2 separate regions of the Homo sapiens genome follow, and region 2 is linked to region 1. Evidence: chromatin contacts called from ENCODE Hi-C or POLR2A ChIA-PET data. All regions are on one chromosome and are shown on one strand. The core of a region is the stretch at or near the end of the contact, and the rest is flanking DNA. Distances in the headings are between cores, read along the strand shown.

The links. A loop is a pair of places that touch in the nucleus more often than their neighbours do. ChIA-PET counts read pairs that join two places held with the same protein, here RNA polymerase II (POLR2A). Pooled maps may share reads with other maps.
Region 2: a pooled map shows a loop between it and region 1 (2.2-fold over the local background). The contact joins two enhancer-like sites. A Hi-C loop is called at or near these places in 1 of 50 pooled maps. POLR2A ChIA-PET finds 5 or more read pairs at or near these places in 2 of 52 experiments (Panc1 and activated naive CD4-positive, alpha-beta T cell).

The regions. Positions count from the first base shown.
Region 1 is chr5:113,042,861-113,049,225 of GRCh38, reverse strand. MCC (MCC regulator of Wnt signaling pathway) reads left to right here. Exons shown (of 19, transcript NM_001085377.2): 16 at 1-133; 17 at 5,596-5,696. Among named protein-coding and RNA genes, the nearest start is that of DCP2, 69 kb to the right of the region's middle. RefSeq lists an enhancer at 4,982-5,520. Within about 2 kb of position 1,250, at least 5 of the 41 ENCODE cell types and tissues checked have a DNase peak (open chromatin) inside an H3K27ac peak, as active enhancers do.
Region 2 is chr5:113,243,594-113,250,002 of GRCh38, reverse strand. All of the region lies in intron 3 of MCC (MCC regulator of Wnt signaling pathway), which reads left to right. Among named protein-coding and RNA genes, the nearest start is that of TSSK1B, 190 kb to the left of the region's middle. RefSeq lists an enhancer at 4,618-5,393. Within about 2 kb of position 3,547, at least 4 of the 41 ENCODE cell types and tissues checked have a DNase peak (open chromatin) inside an H3K27ac peak, as active enhancers do.

The DNA.
Region 1 (6,365 bases), core at 1-2,500:
CACGCGGGAGGCCCAGGAGCAGGCCTACCTGGTGCACATTGAGCACCTGAAGTCCGAGGTGGAGGAGCAGAAGGAGCAGCGGATGCGATCCCTCAGCTCCACCAGCAGCGGCAGCAAAGACAAACCTGGCAAGGTAGGGCCGGAGTGGCTTGGGGACACCCTTAGGCTCAGTGACTGCCCAGTGACTGCCCAGTGACCACTGGCCACACCTCACCGCCCTGCTGCCTCAGTTCTTGTATTTGCATAGGAAATGCAGGCCATTCGTAGGTATCTAAGAAGGTGACATTTTGAGTGTAATGAAACCAGGTCTACATTTTAGAAATACCAAATCTCACTTTATGTAATAGTTGAACCTTTTCACATATCACAGTCACATCAGAGGGGTGATCTCTGCAGTTGTCCACTGATACTGTTCTCACCTCCTTCGTCTAATCCTCTGTCACACGGCAGCCCTCATTTGTTGGTTTATTGGTATAATAGGGCCCCCTTTATCCACAGGTGATATGATCCAAAATCCCCCATAGATGCCTGAAACCACAGGTAATACTGAACCCTTATATATTCTACGTTTTCCCCTATACATACATACCTGTGTTGAAGTTTAATTTATAAATTAGGCACAGTAAAAGATTAACAACTAATAAAATATTAATAGAACAATTATAACAATATGTCAGCATCATTAATGTTGCACTTTGGGGCTTTTATTACATGCCATAAGGGTTACTTGAACACAAGCAGTGTGACACTGATAGTTGATCTGATAATGGAGACAGCTACTAAATGACAGATGGGTGGGGAGTGTCTACACTGCGGCTATGCTGGCCTAAGGAATGATTCGCAACTCAGGTGGGATGGCGCAGGTCAGTGCAAGGTTTCATCACGCTGCTCAGAATGGTGCACAATTTAAAACTTACTGTTTATTTCTAGAATTTCCCATTTAATATTTTCAGACCATGGTTGACCTTGAGGAACCGAAACCACAGAAAGCAAAACTGCAGTTAAGGGGGAGCTACAGTACTTCTGTACCAATGACTGCATTTATTATCGCCCTTAAGTCTCACAGGTCTGAGGAAAGAATAGTTATCCCCATTTACATGAGAAAAATGAGGCTCAAAGAAGTGAGGAGTCTCACTGCTGATAAATGGTAGAATTGGGATTTAGCCCAGATCCACTAACGGGCTCTCTTCTCTCCACTGCATTTCCTCCTTGACTCCTTCCTGCTGGCGTTGCTACCGTCACAGGGTGGTAAGCAGGAATCAGCCTGCCGGCAGAGGAGGAGGAAGGAAGCCTTGGGTTACGAAGTCCACATCATCTGAAAGCAGGCTGTCTGGTGATAGAATTTTGCAAACTCACTCTTTTATCAGCCCCCAGGTGTTTTTTTTTTTTTCTGGAATCCAAGTTCATTCCATTATCCTGTATCTCAGAATTTTCCAAATACTGTGTTGGGAAAAAAACAACTGTGGACTCTAAAGAATTATATCCCTTGTCCAAGGGTCATCTATATTCTGTGCATCATATTTTTCTGTTCTTAATAAATGCAAGCTTCTCTTGACCCCCATTTGTTTCAGACCCAGGACTCGCAGACATATGCCAACTTGCTAGTCTAATAAGCTGCTTCTCATAGCATAAGTGCAGGATCGTCTCCAGGAGAGCCATATACCTGGGAAAGAAGGAACAGTACTGATGTCATGTGACAGTGAATTGTCACTCCCTACATAGTTAAGAACTCTGAAGCATGATTCACAAATGGCCACAGCTACACCCTTCTCCACCTCCCACTTGCTGAGGAGCCAAGACAAGACACAGCTGTGGCACCCAGCCAGGCCAGCCCTCCCAAGACCCTGGCTGCTTTTTATTCATCCATTCAGCTGATAAATGTGATTTGGCACTCACAGCGTGCCAGAACCAAGGCAGGGTGCTAGAGGCAGCTCTGTGGTAGACAGGCAGTCTGTCCTCTAGGAATTTACATTCTTAGGAGGAGACTGGTGGGCAAATGGGTGATCGCAGAGCAGTGAGAGAATGTCCCCAGTGCGAGGCTGAATTCTTAGCACCATGGGAGGACAGAAGCCAGACACAAATGTCCACTTGGGAGATTCAGGACAGGTTTTCTGGAAGAAATGAACTTCTGAGCTGAGCCCCAGTGGAAAGTGGGAGGTAGCCTGTTGAAGAGGGGCAGGTGGAGGGCCAGGGGAGAGAAGAGGTGCCCTTAGGCTGATGGGACAGCACGTTTAATGGCCCGGAGGGTTGTGGAGTTGATGCACTGGCTGGAGTTATCTTGAGGGCCGTGCGGAATCATGGAAGGGTCCTCAGCAAGAGATGATGTGATACAGTTTGGGCTTTAGAGAAGTCACTATGCCAAGTGCACTATGAAGCCATCTGCCCAAGGCTGGGGGAGGTGAGTCAGGCTGTGCAGGTGGGCATCAGCCATGCGGTACTGTATCTGGGTTCACATGGAAGTATCTGGGGCTCGGGAAGATGAGGTTCCATACAAACACCTTCAAAATCTCTCTCTTTTTTTTTTTTTTTTTTTTTTTTTTGCCTTTTGAGTTTGTTAGCAGTCAGTTAGAGACAGAGCGCTAGTGTTTGTGTGTGTTCTTGGGGTGTGGTAGGAATGGAGTTACCAGGTTCTTGCCAGAAGGCCCATGAACTGAGCATTTTCCCCTAGTTCCTGGTATTTATTTTGACTGGGTGAAATACTGTTATGTGGAGTGGCTTCAAAGTAAGGAAATTTGGCTGGACGTGGTGGCTGATACCTATAATCCCAGTACTTTGGGAACCCGAGGCGGGTGGATCACTTGAGGTCAGGAGTTCAAGACCAGCATCACCAACATGGTGAAACCCCATCTCTACTAAAAATACAAAAATTAGCCGGGCATGGTGGTGGCGCCTGTAATCCCAGCTACTCGGGAGGCTGCGGCACAAGAACTGCTTGAACCTGGGAGGCGGAAGTTGCAGTGACCCAAGGTCGTGCAGCCGCACCACAGCCTGGGCGACAGAGTCAGACTCTGTCTCAAAAAAAAAAAGTAAGAAAATTTATCCTATGGAAAAGGCCAGATGATTTTTTTTTAACACTACAGTAAGAACCTTTATAAGAGTATGTTGTGTTTTTCAGGTAATGAAATAAGCTGATTATCTTGCCTTTCAAATACTAGATCCATTTACTGTTGGAATAAAATCTCCCATCTGGGCTATTCATCTGGTCTTAGCTGTTGCTGGATGAGGCGAGCATCTAGAGAAGGGGTCAGCACTTTTCTGTGAAGGGTCACACAGTGAATGTTGTAGAGCTTGTGGGTCATTTGGGTGCAGCTGCAGCCACTCAGCTTTGCTATTGTCCAATGCTAGCGCAAAAGCAGAGGCAACAGGGAGACCAGTGGCCATGGCTGTGTTCTAGTAGCACTTTATTTAATTTTTTTTTTTTTTTTTGAGATGGAGTTTCACTCTTGTTGCCCAGGCTGGAGTGCAGTGGTGCGATCTCAGCTCACAGCAGCCTCCACCTACCAGGTTCAAGTGATTCTCCTGCCTCAGCCTCCCAATTATCTGGGACTACAGGTGTGCGCCACCATGCCTGGTTAATTTTGTATTTTTAGTAGAGATGAGTTTTCACCATGTTGGTCAGGCTGGTCTCAAACTCCTGACATCAAGTGATCTACCTGCCTTGGCCTCCCAAAGTGCTGAGATTACAGGCGTGAGCCACTGTGCCTGGCCTCTAGTAATACTTTATGTATGGATGCTGACATTTAAATTTCATATAATTTCTACCTGTCACAGAATACTCTTCTTTTGACTTTTTAAAATGATTTTAAAAATAGGAAAACCATTCTTATCCTGTGGGTCATAAAAAGCAGCTGGCGGGCCACATTTGAGTCTTGAACCTTTTTTCTTGCTCCACTGGGTGGGTGCTTATGCTTCTTTAAAAAGCTTCCCTCCAACTAGCACAGCTGGATTCCAAATCTTATCCAAGTTGCGTTAGGTTTTGAAATTCTCGTCTGTGTGCACCAGATACTGCCAAGTATATTCAGTGAGAGGCACCGTGAATGAGACAGAGCAGTCCCTGTCTTTAAGGAGTCTCACGAAATGTTAACATCAAATGGGAATGGATATACAAAAAGTGAGGGTATTGTGGGAATCTCAACAGATTCCAAGGGTGGACAGGGGACTTGGATCTCTGAGCGCAGGTAGGTGGAGAGGAGGTGGAAGGCGGCCCAGGTGGAGGGCATGGCAGAGGGAAGAGCACTCAAGTGTTGGCAGTGCCACTGCCAAGGAACTGCCTCGGGAGACCACATGCCTGGACTTGCAGCACTGAATTCGTGCCTCTCTGTAGCTCATATCTTATAAAATTTTCTGTTTATGGCCAGGTGCGGTGGCTCACGCCTGTGATCCCAGCACTTTGGGAGGCCAAGGTGGGTGGATTACCTGAGGTCAGGAGTTTGAGACCAGCCTGACCAACATGGAGAAACCCCGTCTCTACTAAAAATACAAAATTAGCCAGACGTGGTGGCACATGCCTGTAATCCCAGCTACTCGGGAGGCTGAGGTGGGAGAATCGCTTGAACCCAGGAGGCAGAAGTTGTAGTGAGCCAAGATCACGCCATTGCACTCCAGCCTGGGCAACGAGAGCAAAACTCCATCTCAAAAAACAAACAAAAAAATATCTGTTTACATTCCATCTCCTGCAACAGATCACAAGCTTTTTATTCTCAGGTCTGCAGCTTGGTAGCACTCATGTCCGTTGAGAGATCATCCGATGAATGCCTTCCCCCAGCCATGGTACTATGTAGTGTGGCTGCTGTCCTCTCTGTGCATGGAATGTAGAGCACTCAGGCATGGTCACTGCTTTGAATAGTCTTAACTATAGGATTTGGAGCACTGGCTCTTAAGTTTCCTCATCTGCAGGGTGGGATGATTTGCTTTAGATGATGTCAAGGTCCCTGTCTAATGCTAAGCCATGGGGTGGGCTGCACTTCTGTTTTCCTCCTCCTCTGCTGGGTTTTCTTGATGATTACACTGAACCCAGCAAGGCTCCTAAATCTAAAGGAGTTTGCTTTTCTCCCAAGGAGACGTGGGATGGGGCACCAAGGATATTCACAGGTATTTCTCACTTGTCTTGTATGATTACAAGAGGCTTTACCTAGCGGTCAAGAGATTGATCTGTGGCCACACAGCTTGGGTTTGAATCCTGGTTCCCCCATTTCCTAGCTGGTGACTGGGCCGCATAACTTCTCTGTGCCTTCATTCCCTCCTTGGTAAAATGGAGATAATGATAGTTCCTGCCTCAGAGAGTATTTGTGGAGATTAAATGATTGAATGCATATGGCATGCTTAGACCAGTGCCTGGCATCAGCGGCTGCTCAGAGCATACTGGGTGTCATCCCCACCGCACTGGCCAGTCTGCAAAAGGAGCCAGCGGTCTGGGAGCAGAGGGGCCTCTTTGGCTTGCTGCCAGGCTTTCCCCTTTGGCATGACCTGAGGGCGCCACCCGGTGCCCACACTGCTGCCATCACTGCACGAGCCACCTACCGCGCTCTGCTGCAGGCTTCCAGGGTGCTGCCGGCTTGGATTCAGGCCTAACTGGAATGTGTTTGCTGTTGTCAGGAGTGTGCTGATGCTGCCTCCCCAGCTCTGTCCCTAGCCGAACTCAGGACAACGTGCAGCGAGAATGAGCTGGCTGCGGAGTTCACCAACGCCATTCGTCGGTAAGCACCCTTTCCCCACCCCAGCTGGTGTTTATCCTGGGCATGGAGACTTTGTTCTGAGTTCTCTTTGCTGCTCCCAAAAGGAGAAGGTGCTGATGTGTTCCACTTTACCCATGTCTTGGAAGCCAGAAATGGAGAAGGCCTGTTGGTGCCAGGCCTTTCAAAACAGTGAGAAGAGAGAGCACTTAAGAGACAGCACTTAGGCAGTCATTGATTCATCAGTGAATAGGAAAATTCCTCTTCCTTTCCTTTTCTGTTATGTTGTTGCATTGGCTAGAAACTTCCGGGACAGTGTTAACTAGTGAGGTGAAAACAGGCACTCTTACCTTGTTTCCAACTTCAGCAGGAATACTTTCCTTCAGCGTTGGTAGTGTGAAAAAGCTTTGTGTATTTATTTAGTTCTGGGAAATTTTCCTCTATTATTTCAGTGTTTCTTTCCCCTCACCGCCCCCCAGTTCTTTATCTCCTCCTGCAAGGAGAAACAGATGCTGATTCATCTAGCTCTGTCTTCCGTATCTCCACTTTTCATACCTTCTTTCCATCACTGCTTTTTCCCCGGGTGCTACAGCAGCATTGTCCAGCAGAAATGTAATGTGAACCACATATGTACTTGTAAATTTTCTAGTAGCCACATTAAAAAGAACAAAGACAGCTGAAATTCCCTTTAAT
Region 2 (6,409 bases), core at 2,298-4,797, 200 kb before region 1:
CTGAAATACTGCATTATATTTCTTATTTCCCTCCGCCACTTTTTTGGCTTCTTGGAAACTGTGCATTGGAGTCTGAAGAGGCTATTAACATGGCAAATCTTAGAGTCACAGAGAATTAGTTAAGTAGATGGTAAAACCAAAGGCGTGGGGGTAGAGGGTGATACCAGAGTAAGGAGCAGTGGATAAGGGGGCCTGAAGGCCAACTTCGTCTGTCTGATACATTTGTCCTGCCCTGGTCCTGGGTGAGCAGGTTTGAAAGGGAGATGAAGCATGCTGCTCTGACTAGCTCTGCTCTCTGCCCTGAAACCCAACAGTGGCAGGTGGAGTTTTATACACCCCAAACACACAGATATACAGAGACAGCCAGATTTACCTGCTTATTTTTGGGGGGTGAGCCAAGAGGAAAGGAGAGAAGAGGCACAGAAGAGAAAATATTAACTAATGGAACAGCAGCTGAGCAGAGGCTGGAATGAATGGGATCACAACATAGGTACAGGGCATATGTTTGGCAGACGTAAAAGGAAATCTTGTCTCCACAGAAAGCTGTGAAGGAAAACAGTGAGTAGCATGTAGCTTGCACAATGCAGAGATATAAGGAATTGTTTTTCTTCTGACTTCATCTCAGTAAAGTTGGTAAGTCTCACTGTCCTCATCCCTCTGCTGACCCCCTGAGCTTTCTGTGTTTTATTTGGTTCTGAGCAGATCTTGATACTGTTGTGATTGGCATCTTTCAAGGAGAATGGTTTTTATAGAGTAAACAACAGGGACTCTGTTTTCTTCCATATCAGCTCACCCTTCTGTTTCTGGATCCACAGACAGTGTGGTGTCCAATCAATTGTTTAGAGAGAGAGAGAGAGAGAGAGCTGGGTGCGGTGGCTCACGCCTGTAATCCCAGCACTTTGGGAGGCCGAGGCAGGCAGATCACGAGGTCAGGAGTTCGAGACCAGCCTGACCAACATGGTGAAACCCCATCTCTACTAAAAATACAAAAATTAGCCAGGCATGGTGATGCACACCTGTAATCCCAGCTACTCGGGAGGCTGAGGCAGGAAAATCACTTGAACCCAGGAGGCGGAGGCAGCAATGAGCAGAGGCTGCAGTGAGCTGAGATCATGCCGCTGCACTCTAGCCTGGGTGACACAGTGAGACTCCATCTCAAAAAAAAAAAAAGAAGAGAGAGAGAATGAGAGCACATGCAGCATGTGCACTGAGAACCAGGGAACATTGTTCTGTCCTGTTTCTGCTGAGGGGAATCTTATATCAAAACCCTACCGTTAACATGGGATAGGAAGGTGGAAATAGCTTTGCTATTCAAGACCCTTCTTGGTGAATATGTTGGACGAACCAGACTTGAACTATGTCTCTTGGCATTTAGAGGGTCAACCGGGGTTTCAACACTAGGGAAATTTGGGAAGCAGCCAATTTCATATACTCTTCATATACAGGTTGAGAATTCCTTATCTAAAATGCCTGGGGCCAGAGGTGTTTTGGATTTTGGATTTGGATTTTCAAAGTTGGGATGCTCATCCTGTATCGACTTTACTCAGATATAAAATTTATTTTTATATTTACTGAGGCAATGAAGTGACAGTAACATAAAACTGAGCATAGTACCTGCTTTGATGCCCATGATCTAATAACCCCATCCAGTGTGTTTTTCTGTGTTCTGTTACTTTGATTCCTTGGGCATTTAATACTGTACTACTGAGTTGTAAAGCTCCCTCCTGCCTTTCTTTTATGTGTGATCTTTTTTTTTTTTTTTTTTTTAAATAGATACAAGGTCTCACTCTTGACACCCAGGCTGGAGTGCAGTGGCACAATTATAGCTCACTGTAACCTGGAACTCTTGGGCTCAAGTAATCCTCCCACGTCAGCCTGGAGTAACCAGGATATATGCTTTCTTTATTCTTAGCTTCCTTTTGAGGCTTTTCCTTCTCTGCCCCCTTCCCTGACTTCTGCTTCTTCCAGCCCCCTAACTATGAAGTGTGCCCCAGGCTGAGATCTGGGACTCCTTGGATATCTCATTCACCCTCAAGGTTAGGCTCTTGGTTTTGGGCGACTCTCAACACTGTGCTTCCTGATGGCTTTCCAGGGCTTTAGTTCAGCATCTGACTTGTAAATGGCTGTTGGATATATCTTCATAGGTGACCATACACTCCCCTGCTGCCGTCTATCATCCCTCCCTCTGGTTATGGTGACACCATTCTCCCATACATCTCTACTTGAAGATTGAGAGCCTTGATTGCTCCACATCCAGTAGATGGCCAAATCCCATTTACTTTTCCTTTAGGACGTCCTTTGTTACATCCATCTGTCCCTCTGTGGACCGGTCCCCATCACCTCATTCCTAAACTGCTGAGTCTCCTCTCAGTTTCCCTGCCTCCAGCCCTTCTTCAGTCCACCTTGTACTGTATTTCCAGAGTGATCCTTAAGACGCTGCCTTGTATATACCACTTTTATTTCTACTAAAACTTCCATGTGAAGAAATTTCTACCAGTAGAAATCTTTAGTAACTATCTAGAAAATAGTCTCAATTCCTTAGCTTGCCATTGAAAGCATTCTGTAGTTTTCCTGCTTTGTTCTCTTTACTCTTCACTTAGTTTTCTGTTGACTTAAATGTATCATGAGCCATCATTCCAAGGTCTACCTTTGTGTGCTGGGGGTGCTATAGTTCTCCCATCTCCCTCCCTTTCTTAACATGGTCTTTACCTTAGTTGTCTACTCTTTCCACTGAATGCACCTGCCTTCACAAAGCTTTTGTCAGTTGCCCCTTGATGAAACCCCCACTTCTGGATTCCTGTAGGATTTTTTGCTAATCATATTATCACTTATGTTTTCAAGTATACGCCCTACCTTCCTCCATATGTGTAAACTACTCCAGGGCAGGGGTCATGTCTTAAGACGTTACCTTTCCAGTGTCCAGCACCTTCCTTTGTCATAAACCATTTGAGGACAAAGGTGAAAGAGCAGACTCTGAAATGGACCGAACAGTGGACTGAGTGAAGAAAGCCTCTGGAAGTCGCAGAGAGCCTTGCCAAGACTCCGGATCTCTCCTAGCTTCAGTTTTTGCCTCCTGCTTAAATATAAAGGGGGCTGGTCTGTGACCTCAGAATCTATTTCTCAGGTCCTAAACCTAATGTTATGTGAATGACTCCAGTGATTGGATTTGGAAACACTGCATTGCAAGCCTCTCCCCTTCCCTGTTGTGATGATTAAACAAGGAGAGTAGAGTGCTTTACAGAAGTAACACATAACTTCAGGAAGACAATAAAAAGTTCACAAGATAAAGTAGGATTTTTTCCTAACCACAATCACAGAAAGTGATGAGACAGTTTTCAAGAAAAAAGCTGACAGCTGGAGACAAAAGACAGTATCTCCGCCTGGGATTCATTTACTTGGCTCTCAGCCTCTGTATCCAAAATAGGATTCGCTGCTGCTTTCCATTCCTCCAGCATTCACCAAAGTAGTCACTTGGCTTTCCTGTTTTCCTAAAAATTAAGCCATTCCTTCTCTCCTACACAACCCCTCGCCCTAGAGCCGTGGCTGAAATTCCTCCCTTAAGTTTCACAATGTAACGTCACTTCCCCTCTTTCTGTGGGGTAGGCTTTTCCCCTTTACTTCCCTCTTCCTCTAAATCAAGATGAGACTTCACGAGAAATTGCTTTAAAAAAGATGAACTTTTCAGCTTATCAATTTAAAAAGTAAATATTTCAGTGGGTAGGGATCTCATTGTATTGAACCTCTGATTAGAGATTATTCCACAAGCAAGTGGAAACATGTTTTAACTGCCTCCAGAACCCTAAAATGTCTAGAATGTGACTTGTTTTGGAGTCCTGAAATTCTGGCTACAGGCTCTTGTCCTTCCATGGTTTATCAAATTCTCTGCTAGTAAGCCATCTTTTATAACTAAATCTAAATGTCTCTCTTTTCTACCAAGAGTTTATTCTTTTTTGTTCCCCATCTTCCCCTCGGGAAATATTTTTGGCAGGGACCTTATCTCAAAAGCCTTTATAACAAGATCTTTTTCTGAAACCTCTGAAGTAATACTGTTCTCCTTGGCCTCAGTGTCATGAGAAGCCCAGACTTCCATACACTTTCTGATCCCATTAGATGTTGATTACATTGTTGGCCCCTACTCCTGGTGACTTTTTTCCTTTCAAAGTGGCAGTTGCTGTGATTGAATGGGTTTTAAATTGTCACAGTATGAGTTCTTTATGGCTAGGATTCCTTTGGATTTTCCATCATTTGTGGGGAAGGGATGAAAAACGGAGAAAATAAAAGTATGAGGCTTTGTCAGACATTTATTACTGAAACTGAGAAGCTGAAACTGAGAAGCCTTATATTCTCTAGGAAGGTTACAGGGTGGTAGCACAGTTTCAAAATTAATCACCAGGAGTTTTGTTTCTCACAGTGGATTCCAAACCTGCTATTATCCTGGTGGCATACCTCTTCTTGGCCTTATGTCCTTGGTTGCTTCAAGGACATAAGGCTTGGTTGTGGCAAGGACTAAATTCTACTTTGCTTACCTTTTTCCCTGACCAGTTAGGTTGTTTATGGCTTGTGGAGATATTTAAAATATTTCATTGGGTTAAAAAAAAACAGATGACTTGGAGAACACAAGAGAGAGGACATAAGATATTTCTTTGGTTTGTCCCTCAAGGTTGGGTTGAACCTTAGTGGGAAAAAAGTATTACTTTTTTTTTTTTTTTTTTGAGATGGAGTTTCTCTCGTTGCCTAGGCTGGAATGCAGTGGTGCGATCTTGGCTTACTGCAACTTCTGCCTCCCTGGTTCAAGCCGTTCTCCTGCCTCGGCCTCCTGGTGAATAGCTGGGATTACAGGCACATGCCACCACGCCCGGCTAATTTTATTTTTAGCAGAGACGGGGTTTCATCATATTGGTCGGGCTGGTCTCAAACTCCTGACCTCAGGTGATCTGCCTGCCTCAGCCTCCCAAAGTGCTGGAATGTGCTTTCCAGAAGCAAAAGCTACCCGAATGATTTAATATGGCACTTCTGTGGAATTTTTAACCCACAATGGCTAATCAATATTAAGTTTCTCATACTTGTGGGCAGTATTGCTGCCTGAACAACAGTGGAGAAGCTCAGATTTTATTTGACAAATTTGTTATAGTGGATTTTCATTTTATATATATTTGGGTAGTGCTGTGCTTATACAAATATATAGATCTGGTGCTTGGAGGATAGTAGTAAAGTGAAACATTGTTTTCTTAATTACTTTAGGGAAGCACCTCTTCCTATTGTTTAGCTATCTTTACTTCTAGCCTCCAAGAGTGGAAATCAGTAAACTCACTTAGTGAAACCATTTTTCTAGTGGAAGAGTAGATACAGACTTGCACTAATTTTGTTTCCTTCCATTTGGAGTTTGACATTTCATCTTTCAGGCTAAGTAAATTTCAATCATGAGAGACTCCTAGTAACCAAATGTTGTATTTAGAAATGTTATTTAAAGCTGTTATTTTTTATTTTTAAAGCTGGAACGTCTAAAGTTTCATAATGTATAGGCTTAACTTCAGAGCACATGTTAAACACATTCTCATTCTAACTCTAGAGATTATATAGAGTATTACATAATTTGGAGTATTTCCTCCATTTGCTCAAAGTGTTAGCTATTGGAAGATCAAAATATATTTGTCCCTGTAGGCTTTAAGTTGTAAACCTACTTGTAGATTATTTAACTGTATTTATTTTACAGATCTACATTTCATAAAAATATGGATGATCATTCCTTGTGTTGTTAAAAATATATCATTAGCTGAGGCCAACAATTACATCCACATTACATATGCTATTTGGGGGTGAGAGAGGCATGTTCCCATTTACAAATTTATTAGAGAAGCCAGATCTATTAGAATCAATTATGTAGATTTAGATAATTTTGATATTTCCATGTATGCTATCCAAAGACACATCTTAACCAGATTTGTGTGTGTTGACTTTGCCTGCAGTGTAGAATGGATCCTGTCATCTGTTTACTGTTGGTGGGTATTGAACTATATTGATGTTCCAATCCATTGCATGGCTCCATGAACAAAATTTGAATCTGGCTCAAGCCGGGTGTTGGATGGGTGGCAGAAGCAGAGGAAGGGTGTTAGCAGAGCTGAAGCAAGGAAAGAGAGAAGGAAATGCTAGGTGTGCTAAGAACTGCCATGTTGTTGCTTGGCTAGAGCATTGGGCAAACGGAGGGCAGTCCTGAGAGGTGTGTCCCAGAGCCATGAGCCCGTCCTCAAGGCCTGAGCTCCTGGCTGGGAGTTGCTAACTTCGTTCAGGAGGCAATTGAGCCAGTGACCGGTTTTAAACAGAAAGAAGGATAAACACACTAGGCATGGCCAGCGCCTTTGAATTGTTTTCCAGAAACCAAGGTTTGGCCTGGCTTCCAACATTTGGCAGA